2 separate regions of the Homo sapiens genome follow, and region 2 is linked to region 1. Evidence: read pairs that join two places in POLR2A ChIA-PET (ENCODE). Cell type or tissue: OCI-LY7. All regions are shown on one strand. Each heading gives the region's core, and the rest is flanking DNA. Links, peaks and the distances in the headings are about the cores only.

What was found. ChIA-PET counts read pairs that join two places held together with the same protein. Peaks named below come from ENCODE experiments on the same cell type or tissue, not always from the same donor. Only the 100,000 strongest peaks of a DNase experiment are listed, where the experiment ranks them.
Region 2: POLR2A ChIA-PET joins it to region 1 with 15 read pairs; 3 of 35 experiments call an interaction of 5 or more read pairs at or near these places.

Annotation. Positions count from the first base shown.
Region 1 is chr13:40,374,742-40,386,011 of GRCh38, forward strand. All of the region lies in intron 6 of LINC00598 (long intergenic non-protein coding RNA 598), which reads right to left. Among named protein-coding and RNA genes, the nearest start is that of LINC00598, 100 kb to the right of the region's middle. RefSeq lists an enhancer at 7,993-8,548. In OCI-LY7, for the core only: no CTCF peak of the experiment used is centred there; no DNase peak of the experiment used is centred there.
Region 2 is chr13:40,560,034-40,569,749 of GRCh38, forward strand. It overlaps FOXO1 (forkhead box O1), which reads right to left. Exons shown (of 3, transcript NM_002015.4): 2 at 1-827. Among named protein-coding and RNA genes, the nearest start is that of LINC00598, 84 kb to the left of the region's middle. RefSeq lists enhancers at 3,295-4,048, 4,931-5,020. In OCI-LY7, for the core only: CTCF peaks have their summits at 4,507 and 4,706; a DNase peak (open chromatin) is centred at 4,668; H3K4me3 peaks cover 722 bases; H3K27ac peaks cover 959 bases.

The DNA of each region.
Region 1 (11,270 bases), core at 1,606-9,605:
CAGCTGAGGTCAGGAGTTTGAGACCAGCCTGGCCAACATGGTGAAACCCCGTCTCTACTAAAAATACACAAATTAGCCAGGCATGGTGGCGCACGCTTGTAATCCCAGCTGCTCGGAAGGCTGAGGCAGTAGAATCACTTGAACCCGGGAGGCGGAGGTTGCAGTGAGCCAAGATCGTGCCATTGCACTCCAGCCTGGGCAACACAGTGAGACTCTATCTCAAAAAAAAAAAAAAAAAAAGGCTTAGCATAGTGTTTGGAACATAAATGCGTAATAAATATTAGCAACTATTATTACTACTGTAACAGGGCAAATATTAATGTGGGGTTGACACAGCCTTTGCCCCTCCCTCCCACTGCCTATCAATGAGAATTCTACCAGCCCGATTTCCCCTCTTCTTCCTTATTTCAGCAGAAGATTCTTGCTTGCTGGGATCAGAGCTAACTAAGTCATCTAGTCTGACCTAGGAGGTGTTGGGGGCTGGACCTTGGTGTGGTGATGTGGAAGGGAGGCTCTTCAGGGGGTGCAAAACCTGCCTATCCTGAAAAAGAGCAGATACTGAGTTCTCCAGAGAAGGAGTATCCAAGCTTTTTTTAAATGGAAAAAAAAATGGTCTGCTTTGGTGAGGGAAGGAGGAGAGAAAAGCAATAAGGAGCTCAGATGGGGGAGAAGTCGGGGACATTTGTGTCAGGCTGTGGAGCAGCTGGGGGTGAAAGAAAAGTGGTTGGGAGGACAGAGGGAATTCAATTGAGAGCTACATTTGGACTCCTTTTAAGTTTTTTTTCTAAAGATGTAAGAATAAAATTCCCTTGTAATTAGTCTGGCTTTTGCCCTGTGTTTCTTTAAAGTTGACTCTATGCAGAGGCTGAGCCATACAGACTCCTCCTCCAGGATTTAGAAGAGTTATAGTATTAATGTTGAAAATGGGTATATGAATACCTACCCTCCAGGGCTATTCTTAGGATTAGATGTGGTAATGCAGGTTGTATCCACCAGCTTTCGATAGATTATGCTGCAAACAACCCTCAAATCATAGTGGCTTACAACAACAAAGGTTTATGTCCTGCTCCCGTTCCATGTTCACTGTGGCTTGGCTGCCTGTCTGTACTCTGGGAACCAGACAGAGGAACCCGCCCCTATCTGCGCCAGGCTGGGCTGGTGTGGAGGGAAGAAAGGCAGAACTGCAGTGGCTCTTGGAGCTTCTGCTTAGAAGCCTGTCACTTCCAATTCCATTCCATTGGCCAAACAAGTCACACATGTCGTCAACAGGGTGGGGAGCATGATGGCCCCACTGGGAAGGGCAGCAAAGACTTGGAACAAGAACACAATCTGTCACAGATATGAAGTGCTTAGGACAGCCCCTGGCACGTGGAAAGCCCTCAATAAATGATTGCAATCATTCGTATCCATCTGCAAAATGGGAAACATAACAGTATCAGTCTCACAGGGAGTTTGAGGGTGAAGGGAGGAGATAGGCAGGAATCCCTTAGCACAGGGTCTGGCACCTTGGAAGCTGCTCAACAAAAAGCAGCTATTGGTGAGTTTTTAAGGGAACAGGACTCCCAGGGACCAGGGTAGGCAATGAGAGAAGGCTGCGGCAAGGAAGCATGTGGTGATCTGAAGCTATAGAGGATCTTAGGGTCCCCATGGGAAAGGATGCTCCTGTCTCAGGGTGTGTGGGGGGTCAGAGGCTAGACCATGGCCCCAGAGAGCCAAGGGCTGCATAGGAGCAGGAAATGCCAATTAAACTCCCACCTGACTGAACAACCTGCAGCCCACCCGCAGAGCAACACAGACCTCACTTTTTATCCAGCCTTTCCTGGGCTGCGAGGCCAAGCTGTGGCTCCAGCAGGAAGCTTCTGCTGCCTGTGTCAAGGCCCAGCTGCCAAGGCACCTGCTCCCTGCTCTTGGGCATTGCAGCTGGCAACTGTCATCCCTCCCTTTCTGCACACAAGAGAGGCAACTCCAGGCCTCCCAAACCCCAAACCCCAAACCCATGCCATCCTCCACCCAGGCCAGCAAGGCTGCTCTCCCGGCCAGGAAGGCAGGGCCAGAGTAGAAGGAGGGTCTGAGGACCACAGGCTTTCAATAAAAATAGATTAAGATCAGATTTGTTTGGAGAGGCTCCCTTTCACTCCTTTTACCCCCTGTCTCTACTATCCCCCACCACACGGCTCTCCACAGAGATCCTTACCCCCTCCCCAGGACCCCTTCCTTCTTCATCATTCCACCAGCAAATGCTTATTGGAAGCCCTCCACATGGCAGGCACGTGCTAGGTGCTGGGGATAGAGCAACGAACACGTCTTACCTCTGTCCAGCTTATGCTCCAAAGCAGGAAACAGTGAGAATCAAGAGGAAGACATAAAACAGCTCCTATGTTGGGCAATGGTGAGTGCTAAGCGGCATAAGAGGGGGTGGAACTGTAGCGTATGGCACAGAAGGTCTCTCTGGAATGATGCAGTAAAGACCTAAAGGAACAAGCAAGCCTAAAGGCAAGTATAAGGAATTAGAAAAAGAGCCAGGGGCCGTGGTGGCTGCTGCAAAGCAGTTTATTCAAGGTTTCCTCTTCCCCTCAGTTAATCCTCCCCTTCTCAAAAGGATTCAGACTAGGAAAGCAGCCAGGGAACTCCCTCTTGGACTCTGTTTCCAGAGCCATGCTCTGCACTCCTCAGATGGGTCGGTGGATGACGAGGCAAGAGGGTCTTGAGTTCAAATCTTGATTCTGCTCCATTTATCAACTTTAATGGCCATCTACATCCCTGCAACCTGCTGCCGGCAGTCCCAGGACAAGCTAGCAGCTTCCTGCACCTCTGCCTGGGTTTCTCTTTGGCCCCGGAAAAGCATCTGGTCCTCCCCCAGGACAAATTGGAAGTATTGGAGAGAGACCCTCGTGCAGCAATGAAGACCCCACACCCCTCGTCCCTCAGTGGTCTGTTCTGCATTGTCTCAGCAGGTCCTCAGCAGGACAAAGCCCAGGTCCCACAGTATAACTGTCCTCAACACACATACTGGCTTTCCTCCCATCCTGGGCTAACGCTGACATTCCCATTCCCTCCCAAATAAGCTACCTGCAATTAAATCCTTGTTCATCTGCTCTGGGGGAAACCCAAATTGAGATGTCAGCCATGAGAATCTGAGAAAATACTGCAAACTCTCTGAGCCTGTTTCTTCATCTGTATCACGGAGACCATGAAGAGTAACGAACAGTCGTCAGTGGGCACGGAGGAGGGAATGAGTCACAAGGGGTGAACAGTTCAGCGTGAACGAGCTGAACTGTAAGGCAGCTAGCCTTGTGCTTGGCACAGAGGGGCAGACAGTAACCCCTCTGAGAAAACAAATGTGATGATGTATGTGAATTCGCTCTGCAAATGACAGGCAATGCCACAAATGCACACAGGCTGCGTTGCATGGGGTTAAGAGCATGAGCCCCACAGGCAGAACACCTGGGTTAGATTCCCTACTCTGCCTCATAGCAGCAGTGTGACCTTAGGCAATGATATAGTTTGGATATTTGTCCCCATTCAAATCTCCTATCAACCTGGAATTCCCAATGCTAGGCGGCGGGGGGGCCTGGTGGGAGGTGTTTGGATCACGGGGGTGGATCCCTCACGGCCTGGTGTTAGCTTCGTGATAGTGAGTTCCCCTGCAATCTGGTCATTTAAATGTGTGTGGCACTTCCTTCCCACCCTGTCTCTCTTGCTCCTGCTCTGGCCAGGTGATGTGCCTGCTCCCCTTCTGCCTCTGCCATGATTGGAAGCTTCCTGAGACCTTCCCAGAAGCCTAGCAGATGCCAGCACTATGCTTCCTGTACAGCCTGCAGAACCATGAGCCAATTAAACCTCTTTTCTTTATACATTACTCGCTCTCAGGTATTTCTTTATAGCAATGCAAAACCAGCCTAACACAGGCAACTTACTTCACCTCCCCATGCCTTGGTTTCTTAATTCGTCAAAGAGAAATAATAATATTTAATAATAACACTAATCCCATTGAGTTATCATGAAGATTAAATAAATGAATGTATGTAGTGTGTCTAGAACTGTCCATCTTCATAACAAGAACTACATAAGTTTGCTGTGTTATTTATATTATTATCATGGGCTTACTGACATTCATTTTAGTATTACATTATTTTTATGCTGTGCTGAAAATGCAAGTCTTTTACCTGCCACTCCCGATGTGTCTCTCCAGCTGCCTGCTCCAACAGACTCTACAGTTTGTCAACATGAGTTTTTTAATTGCATAAATAATTCATGAATACATTCTGATTGAAAGAGTTAAGCAGTATATAGAACAAAGTTTCTAAGTTCCTTCAACATTTGCCCCTACTCCCCTCCCACTGTCAACAATGTGAGGTCCCCTCCTAGTTCCCTTTTATATACTGGCATATATATGTATACACTTTTTTACAGTAATATACTAAATTTGCATTCCAATTGTTATTCAATTTGCTTATTTTCCTTCAACTGTATTTTGTAGATTTTTTCCTCTGATGATAAAATAAGCCTGCTTCGTTCTTTTAATTCTTCAGAATGGATATATCCTAATTTGGTTCAACAAATCCCCTATTGATAGATATTCATGTGGTTTCTAATTTTCCCCCTTTTAAAACGGCACTACAATCAACGTCTTTGTGCACACATCTTCACACAGGCAAATGAATATTTCTTAGGGTAGATTCCAGGAAGTGGATTTGCTGGGTCAAATGGTGTGTGAATTTTTTGTTTCACTGAATACTGCCAAATTGCCTTCCAATTCAAACTTCTACCAGCTTTGGGGGAAGGTTTTGTTTTTGTTTTATTTATTTATTTTTGTTTTAAACAGAGGTTTGTTTTTATTTAAAGGAGGGGTTTTCTTAAGGCAGTTGGTCTCAGCAGAGGAAAGTGTCATGTTTTTCCCTGACAACCAGAAATAGGAATCTGTTCTTTCTTTTCTTTCTGGAGATCCAACATCCCAACTGTATAACCCCTGCCCCTCCATCCACCCTTCTCTTTCCCAAACCACACACACACACGGTCAGCAACTATAATGAGGATCTTCCCCCAATATGTTGCTGACTTAATTTGAGATGTTATTCACACTAAATTGTGAGAAGTTGAGCCTCTTCCACTGTAGCTACCGGAGTAGGGGACAATGATTGCCTGCTCAACACCTCTGCTTCCTTAGAGAAAGAACCTTAAGTGGTTGGAAATATAGGACACCTTTTTAGCACGGAACTACATTTCCCAGCTTGCACTGCAAGTGTGGCAGTCAAAGAACCTTAAACGAAAGCTGATGGGGGTCTCTGGGAAAGGCTCCGCAAAGGAGACCGACTCCCCTGGGAAGTGAGCCTTTTGCTTGCCCCTCCTGTCTCCCTAGCTGGATATGGGGGTGATTTTGATCAGGTTCAACCATTCCAATGGACATCAGCCTTAGGGCTGAGCAATCTTGGAGGGTCCTGCTGTAGCTTGTGTTAACTCTTTAGTTGCTGGATCTTGGAGATGACCAGGCATGCCAAGAGGCAGTGGCTCTTTGCCCAGCTGTTCAGAAATATATTGAAGTTAAAACAACTAATTGGCCAAACCTATGCATTCTGCATGAATACCAGCGCTGCCTGAGACAAAGATGTGATGACTAGGGATGTCTGGAGTCCAGCTGTCACATACGACCATGAGGTAATCATCGAGATGGAAGCCAGGCACTAAGGATGATGGACAAGACAAAGCCTTGGCCTGTGATGAACATGGGGTCATCACACTTGCCCTCTAGATTTCTTTTACAGAAAGCTGCAGGGCTTCAACTGAATCAGTTGCTGGCATTCCGTCTTCAACGCTGTGGTCCATTATGACTGAAAAAACTCAAATCCACACATTTTGTGGCCAAAAGGGCACCCCTCTGCCTACAAACTTGAAACTGCTTTGAGGGCTCCCTTGAAGAACCCTCCACCACCCTGTGTCCTTCTCTCGACAAACTCCCATTTGCCAATTCCCCTGTTACACTTATCATCAGACCTTTGCACAGTTCTCCAGTCGGGGCCTGACACTTTCTCTTCTGGACATTGTTTTATTAAATCCAAATAAAATTTTGGTTAATTTGTGAAGTCTCCATGCCACTCTACTGGCTCCAAGATCCCAGCCCTGACTGCTGCAGGCAGCAAAGCTCCCACATGCAAATCATAATTCTTCCAACATATGATTCAGAAATTCAAAGACCCCCCCACAACTAACTTTGCACCCGTTATAAAACAGAATGTGGAGAGGTTTTCTATAAAGATGTACAGTTCAGGCTTGTTTCTACTAGTGAAAAAGTGGAGACAATCTGTGTCCCACAATAGTGAATTAATTTTAAAAATTACGGTCCATCCATCCATCCAATGGACTACTAAGCAGCTATTTAAATATAATTATATAAAATAAAAACTTACCAGCAATGTTCAAAATATATTAAGTGAAGTTTGTATTGTACAATTCCTTTTGTAAAAATAATGTATAAATATGTGTTCATGTATTTATATGTATTTGCACAAATGCATAAAGTTCATCCCAGAAGGCTAAATACCAAAAATCTTTCTAGTGGTTATCTCTAAATTTATGGGTGATTGTAAATTTTCCCCTCTGTGACTTTGTATATCTTTCTAATTTTCTAAAATACGTATTATTTTTATAATCAGAAAAATAATACAAATACCTATCTCTGTGTCTATTGATATGATGATCTATACCTATTAATCTATAACTTGGGAATAAGTGAAGGATTAGCTAATGAGAAAACCCCAGTGTGCAGCTTCAAGTGTTTTAAATGATTCTTTTTTTTTGAGACTGAGTTTCACTCTATTGCCCAGGATAGAGTGCAGTGTCGTGGTCTCTGCTCACTGCAACCTCCGCCTCCCGGGTTCAAGCGATTCTCCTGCCTCAACCTCCCGAGTAGCTGGAATTACAGGCCTGCGCCACCACGCCCGGCTCATTTTTTGTATTTTTAGTAGAGACGGGTTTCGCCATGTTGGCCAGGCTGGTCTTGAACTCCTGACCTCGTGATCTGCCCGCCTCGGTGTCCCAAAGTGCTGGGATTTACAGGCGTGACCCCCACGCCCGGACCTAAATCCATTATCCAAAGCTCAGGCTGCCTGGATTTTGGAAACCTAATCTTGTTGAACTTCCCTGTTTCCTGAGTTGTGTCACATGCTCCAGTGATGTGCCCCCAGTGACAAGCTGTCCAGTTCTTCACAAACAAAGGCTAGAAAAGTCCAGTGGATGACCTTCCACATCTGGGACTGTCGGTGGCCAGGCCTGGAGTGGCTCCTCCCCTTCTCGTCCCCTCAGCGCAGCTTCCGTCCCACAGACTTGGCACCAGCCACCACCTCTGCCCCAGATCCTTCCGCTCCCCTTCCCAGGGAGAATGTGTCCTGCCAGCTCTTGCCCCACCAAATGAGGAACGGGGACTTTGCCGCTGTCCCATTCTGAGAGGTTTGCTCATGCAACCAACCCTCCCCTGGGGCCTCAGACCAAGGCTGTCTCGGCCCAGCCCTGGACCTCAGCCTTAGCTAGGACACAGGAGCGGTCCGCCTGCTCTGTCCGTCCTCGCAACTGCCTCCGAGTCCAGCACCCCAGTTCTCAGGCCCAGCCCCGTTTCCTCCTGTCCTTTTTGGTTCTGTGGGTGGCAGAGGCCAGGCAGCGTTTTGGGGTGGGAGCACTGGAGGAGTCCAGGTGAAGTAGGATCCGCCCATCAGTTCTGAGCCCTGAGTTGACCAGGTTGTCTCCGAGCAGCCCGCCCTGGGCTGGGAGGCCTTAGCCCAACCCTCCCACCTGACCCAGGGCCGCAGCGACTGCCTGCCGCTCTCCCCGCCTCGCCTACGCCTGTTAGGCCTGGGAGAAACCGAAACCCTCCTCTGCAGACCATCAGTCAGGGTGACGCAGCAACCTCACAGCCTAGGGTCTAGCACATTTAAAACATTAAAGCGTCTGCTCCATTTAACTTTAGGTGAATGAGCACTCTGCCTCTCTCCCTGCCTTTTCTACCAACAGCCCCTGAGTTATGTTGTTGTTGTTGTTGTTGTTGTTGTTGAGACAGAGTTTCGCTCTTGTCGTCCAGGCTGGAGGGCAATGGAGCGATCTCGGCTCACTGCAACCTCCGCCTCCCGGGTTCAAGCGATTCTCCTGCCTCAGCCTCCTGAGTAGCTGAGATTACAGGAATGTGCCACCACACCTGGCTAATTTTTTATTTTTAGTAGAGACGACGTTTCTCCATGCTGATCAGGGTGGTCTCGAACTGCCGACCTCAGGTGATCCACCCACCTCGGCCTCCCAAAGTGCTGGGATTACAGGTGTGAGCCACTGTGCCGGGCAAGTTATGCCTTTTTTTTTTTTTTTTTTTTTTTTTTTTTTTTTTTTTTTGAGTGAATAAAACCAGAAAAACGGTCCACTTATGTAGTTACAAGTAAATCGAGTTACTCACTTGGAGATTAACATACTTGTGCCTGCCCTCTCCTGCCCCAGCCAGCACATGTGTCTCCCTGAGGGAATCAGGCAGAAGGCCCAAGAGCAGCCCCTAGACTGTGACTCTTCCAGGGAGGCCTTCGCCAAACCACCGGACAGCCCTTGCCGGGGGTCGTCATGAACAGGCAGGGCTCTAGGCCAAGCAGGGAGTCCCACAGGAGAGCCCACTGGGCTGTGCTTCCAGGAGAGGGCTGCAGCCTGCAGAGCTATGCTCCTGTGAGACCAGGAAGGCCAGACCAACCAGCCTGCCCGAGAGGTGGGGAAGGGAAGGCCTTTGTCTTGCCAGATGCTCTAGTTTTGCTATTTATTTGCTGAGTGACTGTGTCAGTAGCTTAGTCCCTGAGGAGAGACACCTCAGACTCTCCTCTGTAAAACGGGCATAATATCAGTAGTTACCTAATAAGGAGGTTGTACGGATTAAATGAGTTAACGCTTTCCAGCTGCTTATCACAGTGCCCAACACAGAGTAAGTGCCTAGAAAAACGTTAGGGGTGCAGCGACAGCAGTGGGGGTCACTGTGACCACCACTAGCGCCTTCTAGAACTCCCACAAAAAAGCTCTAAGTCATCCAGAAGCCGATCCCCCACCCCACAATGTCATCCCTGTCACCCAGGCTACACAATGATCACAGCCGAAAAAGGAACGCCTCTGAGGACAAGCGGAAAGTGTGCCTGGAACATAAATGTTTGCTGAATGCATGCTGGAATTGAGAGATTGCAAACAAATCAGGGCTCATACGCTCCCCACAAAAAGAAAACGAAACTCACACCCCACTCACAGAGGGTAGTTCAATCCCCTCAGTAGCTGACAGCACCAGCCGGCTTAGCTATGCTGGCTGAGTGTGATGCTGGCTCCACTCTCCCTCTGCCTAAGGGAGCATGTGTTCAACAAACATTAACTTTTCTGTGCCTCTGTTTGCTCATCTCTAAGCTGGGTAGCATAAAAATAGCAACTACTTCGTAGGATTGCTGTAAGAATTAGATGTGATACTGTACATGTAAAGCACCTAAGTCAGTGCATTTGCACACTGTAAGTGTTCAATGATATTAGTTTTTATCATTTGTTTTCAGAAGATATGAATTTGATCCCTGCCTATACTATACTCTCCTAATACTCTGAGCAAATTTTAGTCATCTCTCTGAACTTTGTTCACCTCCTATAAAATGGGAGCATTATCCATTCAGCCTCATTAGACTGTTGTGATGAGTAAATCAAAGAAAATCAGTGAAAGTGCTCTCTCCGACCCCTCCCATCTTGTTTTGTTGTTGTTGTTGTTGTTGTTTAGTTTTGTGTGTGTGTGTGTGTGTGTGTGTGTGTGTGTATGTATGTGTTTTTTAGACGGAGTCTCTCTCTGTTGCCAGGCTGGAGTGCAGTGGCACAATCTCAGCTCACTGCAACCTCTGCCTCCCGGGTTCAAGTGATCCTCCTGCTTCAGCCTCCCAAGTAGCTGGGACTACAGGTGCGCACCACCATGCCGTGCTAATTTTTTTGTTATTTTTTAGTACAGATGGGGTTTCACCGTGTTGGCCAGGATGGTCTCAAGCTCTTGACCTCGTGATCCTGCCTTGGCCTCCCAAAGTGCTGGGATTACAGGCGTGAGCCACTGCACCTGGCCTCCCATCTTTATATGACTTACATCTCTTCCAGTGCCTGGTATATAAATGCCTGTTGAATGAATGAATATAAAACTCTATGATATGGTGGCTATTTAACTGCTTGCTGAACATTTGGATTAAAATTGAAGTACTTTTATGTGGCTTCAGCAATGGTGGCTCAACAGATGAGATGGTTTCAAGAGAGATTACAGACTGGCAACCACCCTTGGGTCTGTCTGTTCCTTCCTTTTTTTCCTTTTTTATGAACATGGGCTGTTACAATCAAGTCAAACACATCTCAGCAGCTTTGAGTCTTTGGGCCCTACCTCCCGAAGGGAGGACCAAAGGTCACCTTCTTTGTTCATCTAACAGATGAGTAAAAGATACACTGCAGCCCCCAGATGATCTCTGCCTCATTCCAGAATCAGGATCAACTTTGAAACAATTAACAAGTTGTCGTCTCTTAGTCCTAGAGGACTTGGAGTCTAATTCAGTTCTACTTTAGCTTTTTCCAAGGTCGTGCCCTAACTTTATGCCTGCAGTTCTTCATCTTAACCAATCTCATTCTAAAGAGTTGTCCATTTTAATGGCCCTGGGCCAACAGCCTGCCAAAGAAATAAAAATAAAATAGCAGAAGGAGGAGAGAAAAGAGAAGGAAAAGAAGAAGAGGGAGAGGAGGAAAAAAACAGAAGGGGAAGGAAGAGGAGGAGAAGGGATGGAAGGGAAGGAGGAGGAGAAGAAAGAGGAAGAGGAGAAGGAGGAAAAAGAGGGAGAAGAGAAGGAGAAGGAAAAGCAAAAGGAGCAGGAAAGAAAAACAATAGTTTTTTGATTCCGTGAATTAGTCAGAAACCATCAACACTAAGTAGGCGTGTCTCAACTTGTCCTCTTGGAACTCTGGAATGAAGCAAATCCCCTCATGGGCTCTACTAGAGCACGTTAATTCTAACAAGATGAAGTTGCTGTTCCAGTAATTCATTTCAAGAAAACTTTCCTGGAAAGCTGTACTTTCCCCATAAGAAACCACTGCTTTATTAAGGTGCTTAAGATTATGGGGACTTGGCATGCAGGCATGCTGAAGGCATCACTTATTTCTGGCCAGGCCCTGATTGCTATGTGGGCTCACAAAACAGTGCCGAGCAGGGAACAGAGGGAGCATAGCGACCAGGTATGTCTCTAGTCCTTCCCAGGTCTCCTTCCCCTTTT
Region 2 (9,716 bases), core at 7-8,006, 180 kb after region 1:
TGGGCTACCCCAGGATCAACTGGTGTCATAATGTCATTATGGGGAGGAGAGTCAGAAGTCAGCAACTCCTTCAAGAGTCCAGGCGCACAGTTATACTGACTCATACCTCCATAACTCGACTTATTGTCCTGAAGTGTTTGTATAGGCATCTGGGGCAAAGGGCTCATGCTGGATTGGCCATATGTATATTTTTGGTAGTTTGGGCTGGGTGAATTCAAACTGGTGTTTGGTGGCGCAAACGAGTAGCACGGCGTCTGCTGCATCATGGTGCCAGGTGAGGACTGGGTCGAAACAGTTAATGATGTTGGTGATGAGAGAAGGTTGAGATTATCCAAAAGATTTTCCATGTTTTCGGGATTGCTTATCTCAGACAGACTGGGTAAAGTAGAGGCCATCTTTGCGGCAGATGGCGGGTACACCATAGAATGCACATCCCCTTCTCCAAGATCATCCTGTTCGGTCATAATGGGTGAGAGTCTCCCACTAATAGTACTAGCATTTGAGCTAGTTCGAGGGCGAAATGTACTCCAGTTATCAAAGTCATCATTGCTGTGAGAGCCAGGGCTTGCAGGCCATTTGGAAAACTGTGATCCAGGGCTGTCCCCAGCACCCTCCTGGCCAGACTGGAGAGATGCTTTCTTCTTGGCAGCTCGGCTTCGGCTCTTAGCAAATTTACTGTTGTTGTCCATGGATGCAGCTCTTCTCCTAGGAGATTTCCCGCTCTTGCCACCCTCTGGATTGAGCATCCACCAAGAACTTTTTCCAGTTCCTTCATTCTGCACACGAATGAACTTGCTGTGTAGGGACAGATTATGACGAATTGAATTCTGTAAGGCAAAACATCTTATTAGAAGTACAATACTTCTCTGCTTGCAAAACTTCCTATTCTACATGTATTACATGGAAAACAAGTAAAAAATCTTAAGAGTGTGTGCTACAGATTTCCATCTGAACAGTCCTAATGGCTCTGAAGCCACTACAAAAGATCTCAAATAGCACAGGAATAAATAGTATCTTATCTTAAAAACAATATCTGTGGCTGGGTGCGGTGGCTCACGCCTGTAATCCTAGCACTTTGCGAGGCCCAGGCAAGCGGATCATGAGATCAGGAGATCAAGAGCATCCTGGCTAACACAGTGAAACCCCATCTCTACTAAAAATACAAAAAATTAGCCAGGCATGGTGGTGCAAACCTGTAGTCCCAGCTACTCGGGAGGCTGGGGCAGGAGAATGGCGTGAACCTGGGAGGCGGAGCTTGCAGTGAGGCGAGATCGTGCCACTGCACTCCAGCCTGGGAGACAGAGTGAGACTCGATCTCAAAAAAAAAAAAAAAAAAATTCTATATCTTAATTTAATGAAGGGACAAAATTTAATAAAGAGTATTGTAAATACCTTCTTTTATACAGCTACATTTTATGGAAAAATCAAAGGAATTGGTTTTAATAACCGCTTAAATTTTGCTTAGCTACAATAGTACTCTGTATCAAAGTGCTATCAAAAACCCCTTCCATTCTACTATCCTTAAAACTACTGCCAATTCTCTTCAGTTTGAACCTGTGCCATTTACATAAAGAAGTTTTATATTACTGGGCCCACATACTTACAGAAACAAAAAAGACAAAAGAATATAGAATATATAGAATATAGAATATAGGCCAGGCATGGTGGTTCACACCTATAATCCCAGCACTGTAGGAGGCCAAGGCAGGCAGATCACCTGAGGTCAGGAGTTCAAGACCAGCCTAGCCAACATGGTGAAACCCCATCTCTACTAAAAATACAAAAATTAGTCGGGTGTGGTGGCAGGCGCCAGTAATCCCAGCTACTTGGCAGGCTGAGGCAGGAGAAGGAGACTGCGGTGAGCTGAGATCACTCCAGCCTGGGCAACAAGAGTTAAACACTCTGTCGCCAAAAAAAAAAAAAAAAAAAGAATATAGAAATATAGAGCTGATCAAGAATTAAAGGCCCCCAAATTAATAAGACTTGGATTCATTCACACCTTTAAAGCCCATTAAGCAAATACAAGTGAATGTAAGGAAAACAGAGTCATTGCTTTTGTATTTGAGAAAGCTGACCTGCCAAAAGAAATTTTTTTTTAATTCAAGTAGTGCCCCTACCCTCCAGTTCTACCAATGACCAGTAGTATGAGCAGGATGCACCAACTAACTCCATGACACACCTCCACGTAGCCAGGGGCTACACTGTCCAAACAGACAACCTGGGATGGGAAGAAATGACAGAGAACGCAAAGAGCTCTAACTCTCAAGCTACCGCAGCTTCATAACTAATCATGCCATGTTTATCATCCCTAGGCCAACTAGGGAAGAAAAACCAACAATCTTTCTTTTGAGTACTTCCTGGGTGGCTCTGCTACTTACTTACCTAGGTGACCTTGGGAAGCTGCCTAGCCCCTAATGTGTCTTAAGTTTCCTCACCTGTAAAGCAGGGCTAAATTACAGAGCCTTATCAGGGTTGTTACATGTACTAAATGAGATACATAAAAATGCTCAGCGGTGCCTGGCATGTAAGCAGTCACCATGAAGGGAATATTAGACCCCAACTTAGAATAGTGGTATCCTGCGCCCCAAAGTCCTGCTTCTCTATTCCTATTCAGTGTGGTATGTATAGGAGCTTAGAAGTAGTACAGATACAAACCCACAACTGCAAATATATGGTGAAAGGGGCCAGAGGTGGTCTCTCCAAGTTTCAGCAGAAACACCAGAGCCAGGCTGCAGATGAGAAAGCCATGGTTTGATTCACCTCCTCTACAACACAGAGTAAGATGGTGTTCAGGGGAGTCCGTGGGACACGTGGAAAAGGAGACGAGGGAAACGCTGTGAGCTCCCCAGAAGGAAGGGCCTTGTCTTATAGCTTCTGGCCCCCAGCACAGTACAGGGCACACAGCCACTACACCTTGTTCATTCAGCAGCCTCTTTCCTCAGAGGTCTGCTCCCAAGGAGTGGGATTCTGGGTGCCCTAAGACCCTGGAATGTGCACAGTCTCCCAGCTTTCTTGGCCTCCTCTGCCAACTGGATGCAAGGCTCAGCTGACCATGCCCCCTGCATCTCTGCGGCCCCTCTTCTCAACCACAAAAAGGCTCTGGCTGGATTTGTGGTCACCCAGGGGTGCAGCCACAGCGCCCACATCCTCATGCCATTGACATGGGACGCCCGGGCCCGAGTGCCAACCACTGCGCCTGAGCAGAGCCTCTGCACAGCAGGATGAGGCCTGGCTCCAACACAAACTGGGAGAGAAGTCTTCTCTCATTAAAAGGTGGTAGAAGAGAGAAAATGGAGGGGTCTCACTTTCTAAAGGGAGATGCAAAAGTCAGGGTAAGGCCCAGCAGTCAGGGCTGAGAAATCCACATTTCAAAACGCCCTCTGACTCTCTGTACTGCATTCCGCCTAAAGATTTCAACACAGCAGCTACGTGACAAGCCCTCCTGCCAGAGCATACAGTGAAGTGTGAGAGCGGGGAAGACACCACCGGAGCCCCAGATTCCCGGCTGGAACGGAGCAGGTGTGTGGTGATGGCAGTGACTGTCTCCTGTTCCCAAGAATCCCCACCTTCCTCCACACCCAAGATCTACCCTCACCTCGAGACACGCTGTGAGGAGGGCCAGGGGCTTAGAGTAGGTACAAGAATCCCTAAAAGAGGCCAGGGAGTACATTTCCCTCCCATCCTATTGCATTCCCCTAAGATCCCCAAATTCCTATGGGAAGGCGCCACACACACACATGTATGCTCACAGAGCCACAGCCTTGTCTGCTGTACCCACCAACCCCAGCCGAACCGAGTTCTTAATTCCTCCTTAAGATCAGCAGGCCCGCACTTGGGGTAGCACTGGAATGCAGCCCTGCAGTCTGACCCTGACATTTTCTATACACTGGAAGTCCAGGCATTTGCACAATATTCCATCATGACAGTTTTGTTCTTTGAACACAATAGACACACAGATAAGCTCCGATGAAATCTCTGGAGGAGAGGAAGCTTGACTCCTGTCCCTGTCACATTTAGTTAATGATAAAGGGGGAAGAAAGATCTTCCCAGATAGAAGCTTCCTGGTTGTTGCATTGACTTGGGGAGAGGGGGTGAAGCTCTCTAACATTCATGATAAGCCTGTCAGATCACTGGCAAGCCCAGCTGGGGGTCATTTTTAAAAAGACTGCAGGAGACATAATAAGGAAATCTTTAAAACATTCAAGAAGCGTTCACTAACTCAGGTGGGACATATACTAATTTAGACTTTAAAAAAAAAAAAGCCACAGCAGTCTCCTACTTATCAAAACATCATATTACATATTTTTCTAAGAGGACATTTCAGGTCGCTCTTTGAGTAACAGAGCTGTTTCCTAACTTTGCCAACAATTAAAATTTTTTCCGAACAGGAAAAGGTTTGCTGTGCAGGACTTGTTACATAAATTCCTGTTTTTCACACAGCCAGCGGGACATTAAAGAAGCTACGGTTTCTAGGGGGTGGGGTTTGAAAAGGTAAATTTTGTAAAAATGTGTTGCTATTAACGACGTTGTGTCTGCACTCCCCTACTGGCCACAGGAGAGGCTGGATGGAAGAGCAGTTCACCAGAAGGACTTCGCAGCAGAGCCGCGTGAGACTGCTGGGCTCTGAAATATTATGCCCTTGAACTCTCAACAAATATTACCTGAGGACAGAGGCAGGATGTCAGGACAGAGGTTCATGCCCTGTCAATCACTTGCCCAAATCCAGCGTTTCTACATGACGGCACTAGAGAAACACAAGCCAGCCAATCTCCTCTCCACTAGCTTGTTTCTCTGCAGCCCCACTCACAAGCCTCTGCACACACCCCATCTGCCATCTGCATGCCTGGCCACCCCAAGCAGTGCAGCATGTGCTTCCTGGGAAGCCTGACCCAATGAGCTCCACAGATGGGGGAGTCGGGGAACCCCGACATGGTGTAGTCGGGGAACCCCGACATGGTGTACTTGCTTGTTCAACCTGCTCTGCTGGCTGTTCTATGTTCAGATTCTGAGTTCCTTAAAGAGCAAATGGGCTAAAGCTTGTCTTTAATTTCTAATATCATAGCCTCAATAACTGTTTGTTGCTTGACCCCCAAAAAAATTACAAGGAAGATATGGTGTCTTACACAATACACATCTTTTAACCATCCATTTGAGTACCAATTCATGTCAACTAACATTTACTGGAAACTATTTTGTGGAAGGAGTAGCGAAAGACATGAAGGAATGAGACACAGAACATGCCCTCCAGAAGCTTTTGATCTACCTGGGGAGAAAATAAGTACACGTAAAGAGCCACTTAATAGGATGACACAACCCATAGACTGTCCAGGAACACGGACCTTTTCTCTCCAAAGGCTGCCACCCTGCCCTCCATGCCCCAGCTTCTGTCTCAGCCCAACTGGCCCCTCCAGAAGCATTTCTTGATGACCTCATCCCATCCTGCAGCTCTAACATGGGACCTTACTTACTCACCCCTCTTTATGATTCCACTATGTCTGATCCCTGGGGCGGTGGGGGGGCATGCCTGACTTCCCACTACACTGTGAGCTGCTCAAGTGAGCACAGGGACCTTTGTCTGTCTTCTTGTACACTGTATCCTCACAGCACCAACACCATAGGGGCACTCAAGTATCTGTTGAACAGATTAGTATTTCCTACATTTACAAAGTTGGTGCAAAGATTAAATGAGATAGTATGCGTGGAAAGGCTTACCTTAATCTCTATTAGCTAATGTTACTGTTATCACTACTGGCATAATAGCATCCATAAAATAACATATGTCTGTGTTTTACAGACCTATGTATGTCATAAACATTAGTCTTATTTCTTTATAACCACACACTGCACTGCTCTCACTTAACATGAGGCTTTTTTATATGTTAATTACTGGAAAGATTGACTGGTTTGGGAAAAACAGTTCATTTTTCTCTTGACACTAGATATTGCCTCAGAACTGATTCAAATACTAAGGTGAGGCTGTCAGTGCCCTGGTCAGCCAATGTCACTAGAATATTTAAGTCTTCTCAAGGTGCTGCAGCCAAGCCACATGTGCAGGCATCACACATTGCTGGGGCCAGGGGCCTCCGAGCTCTGGACACAGCCAGCATGTGCAGAGCAGCAGCAGGGGTTGGCAGAGCAGGGACCTCAACAGGCCAGTTGGGAAGCTCCATGAAGGATGGTTCTGATGTTCTGTCTCTGTGGCTGGAAGAAGTGAGGTGCTGAGGCTGGTCCCCAGAGACCCCTGAGGACACATGCCCTCCCCAGGATGCTCCCAGACCCACTGTCTAAGGCAATCATCAGCCACTGAAGTGCAGGATGAAATCTTTACAACTTTCATTGACTTTCATTTTTTTTTTTTTTTTAAAGACAGAGTCTCACTCTGTTGCCCAGGCTGGAGTGCAGTGGCTTGATCTTGGCTCACTGCAACCTCTGCCTCCCAGGTTCAAGCGATTCTCCTGCCTCAGCCTCCTGAGTAGCTGGGATTACAGTCACCTGTCACCACGCCTGGCTAATTATTTGTATTTTTAGTACAGGCGGGGTTTCACCATGTTGGCCAGGCTGGTCTCGAACTCCTGACCTCGTGATCTGCCTGCCTCAGTCTCCACAAAGCGCTGGGATTACAGGCGTGAGCCACTGCGCCTGGCCTACTTTAAATTTTTTATCTCATTCTTTTAAAATTCTTATTTGTGAATGTATTATATAATTACACAATATATTTAAAGTGTATAAACAAATACATGTTTTATCAAAAAGGGTATGTGATTTTTTTAATAAAAACCATTTACAGACCACTAGTCAGTCTATCACGGTAGTCTTCTAGGAGCCTGAAGGCCCAATAAAGATGATCAAGTGAACAGAACTAGCTCTAAATCAAGTCTAGGTTGACTTTGCCCCCATCCCTCAAGACTGGGTTGAAAAAAGAGACCTGGTCCCACCCTCTGCTTGCAGCTCTCTGCCTCCTAAGAGCTGAGCCTGGCTGCCTTCCCAGCCACTTCTCTTCACCCTGGCCTGGACTCTCACATCCCCAACTCCTGTCTTCCAACCTGAGCTGCCACTTGACATGCATCTAGCCTGTCCCTCAGCCTATATGAAGACCACCACCTGTCAGCCACGGGTCTCCACACCACTGCTACATTCTACATTTCTTTCTGCTTGGCAGTTCTATGATTACCCTGGTCTTTATATTTAACCAAAAATAATGCAAAACCTCAACTTAAGGCTGAATACACCTTGCTCATGAAACCCTTAGATGGCCTTCATACCCCGTGTTTTATATTTTTGTATTTATTTCATAGTTTATTATATAAACTATGTATTTTATAGTTTACTGCTGTCAATACATCTCATTCCATCCTTGCAACAGCCCTATAAGGCAGGTATTACTGGCTTCACTTTAGAAATGGAAAAGGAAAAATTAAGACTCAGAAAATGATCTGTCCAGTTAGGGTTCAAAGCAAAGCTCTGTGATTCTACCTGCAACCCCACTGCTGGCTGAAAAAACTATCCCCTTGCCTTCACCACTGTTAAGAAGAATCAAAGGAACATACTTAAGGCTGAGGTTACTTGTGTGCACCTTGAGGGAGCAGAAATAATTCTGCTTACTAGTTTACAAAGCTCATTTTCTGCCTTAACAGGTGATAAATTTACACAATGTGGGCGGGCGTGGTGGCTCACACCTGTAATCCTGGCACTTTGGGAGGCTGAGGAGGGCAGATCACAAGATCAGGAGTTCGAGACCAGCCTGGGCAATATGGTGAAACCCCATCTCTACTAAAGATACAAAAATTAGCTGGGCATGGTGGTGGGCACCTGTAGTCCCAGGTACTCGGGAGACTGAGGCAGGAGAATCACTTGAACCTGGGAGGCAGAGGTTGCAGTGAGCCGAGATCGCACCACTGCACTCTAGACTGGGCAACAGAGCAAGACTCCGTCTTAAAAAAAAAAAATTTACACAATGTGATTTGCTCTTATTCTAGTGGGTTCTTCTTTATGGCAGGAATCCATAGCAGCTGAAGCGTGCATTTCAGATGTGAGCATCATCCTAGGGAAAACCTGTGGGGACTCACAGGGAAAGCGGAAAGGTCCCCAGAGACCCCCAGCTACCTAGAACTGCCCACCACCCTGCGTGAAGGTGTGAGCAACAGCCACCAAATCCAACAAAAAGAACTTCACACTCAGAAACTGGAACATATGATTAAATGAACTCATTGTCCCAGAAATTCTAGAAATTCTTTCAAAATGCTAGACAAACTACATTTTCCCAAAGCATTTAATCTAATTTCTGTGAACTTTCTCAATGTGTGCGATTGTTATGCAGGCTCCCGGCATGGCCTTTATTCCCTCCCTCCTCCTTCCTCTCTTTTACACCAGCTCTTCCTGCACTTCCACAAGTGAAAACAAACTGAACTAGGAAAATCTATTCAACAGAGTTCCCATTAAGAGTTACTAATAAAACAACAACTTTTAAAAATAATCCATTTTGTTTGCAAACAGAAGGAAAACATGACCTTTTGCCAACCCTTTTTTTACAAGAGTTGTCAGTAGACACACGTTAGCAATAGACAGTATGTAAATCAATGTTAGAAAGTGTTTAACACAAGATCTGCTGAGAATAGCTAATCTACATGCTTACACCCTAGATCCTTCCATAAGGCTGGTTCATTTCCCAGAATCGTTTCCTTCTTGCCCGAATATCCTCAAAGACCACTATACCCCCCACTGCTACCCCCACTGTGCAGAGGTCTTAAAGCATCTCCACTGATCCCAGGGCTGTGGACAGAGACTGGCGGCCTGGTAAAACCGGAAGGTACTTCGAAGGTCATCTGGTCTAACGCTCTTGTTTTATGTTAGGGAAACAAAGTTCAGAGAGATTACAACGCAGATGGGAAACTTATGGGTGTTCATTTACAAAAAATAGAACCACATGGAGCTTTAGTACTGGAAGAAATGTAAAACAAGTACCAAGAACATGCAATATTCCTCCCCTAGCCAAGCCAATCCTTACCTATGGTCTCAAACCGCTATAGACACAAATTTAGTTACACAGCTTTATCTCTAACTCTAGTCAGTCATTCCAAAGGAAGGGAAAATATGACTATCCACTGCAAAAGGAATGTAGGAGATTATGCTTGCATGTCAAATAGTACTAAAAAGACAAATGGAAGAACTCATAGGTGTCAGGAGAAGCTTCATGGACTTGGGAAGTACACTGTGAGGCAGAACCGGAGGTGCCGGCTCTGGAGGCAGAGTTACTGCTGGGCCCTTCTGAGTAGGTCCTGGATCTCATCACTAAGCCTGTTTTCACATCTGTAAAACAGTTACATGTACGGATGGCATGATATACATGATATACATGAAGTTGCCTGGTGCATCACCTGACACAATGACAATAAACACTGGCTATTTTGTTTTAGGAAGTGAAAGAATACATAAACAACAATTTTTTAAGCCATTATGAATGGTTGTAACTTGATTAAAAGTCACTCATCACAAACTTCCTGTTTAAAGGCAGCCAGCCTTCCTCAGGCTTATTTCCAATGTCCTCACAACCGAGCTGCAATCCGTCATTTACAGAAAAATTGTGTTTTCTCCCTGTTAAGAAAATTTTAAATGAAAGAATTTGAGCATTTAACTAGCATATTCTGTCGGTTTTTGAGGTGACCTATGTCAGAACACGTGTGTCCAGGATGTTGTTCAAGTTAAGGGAGATACAGCAG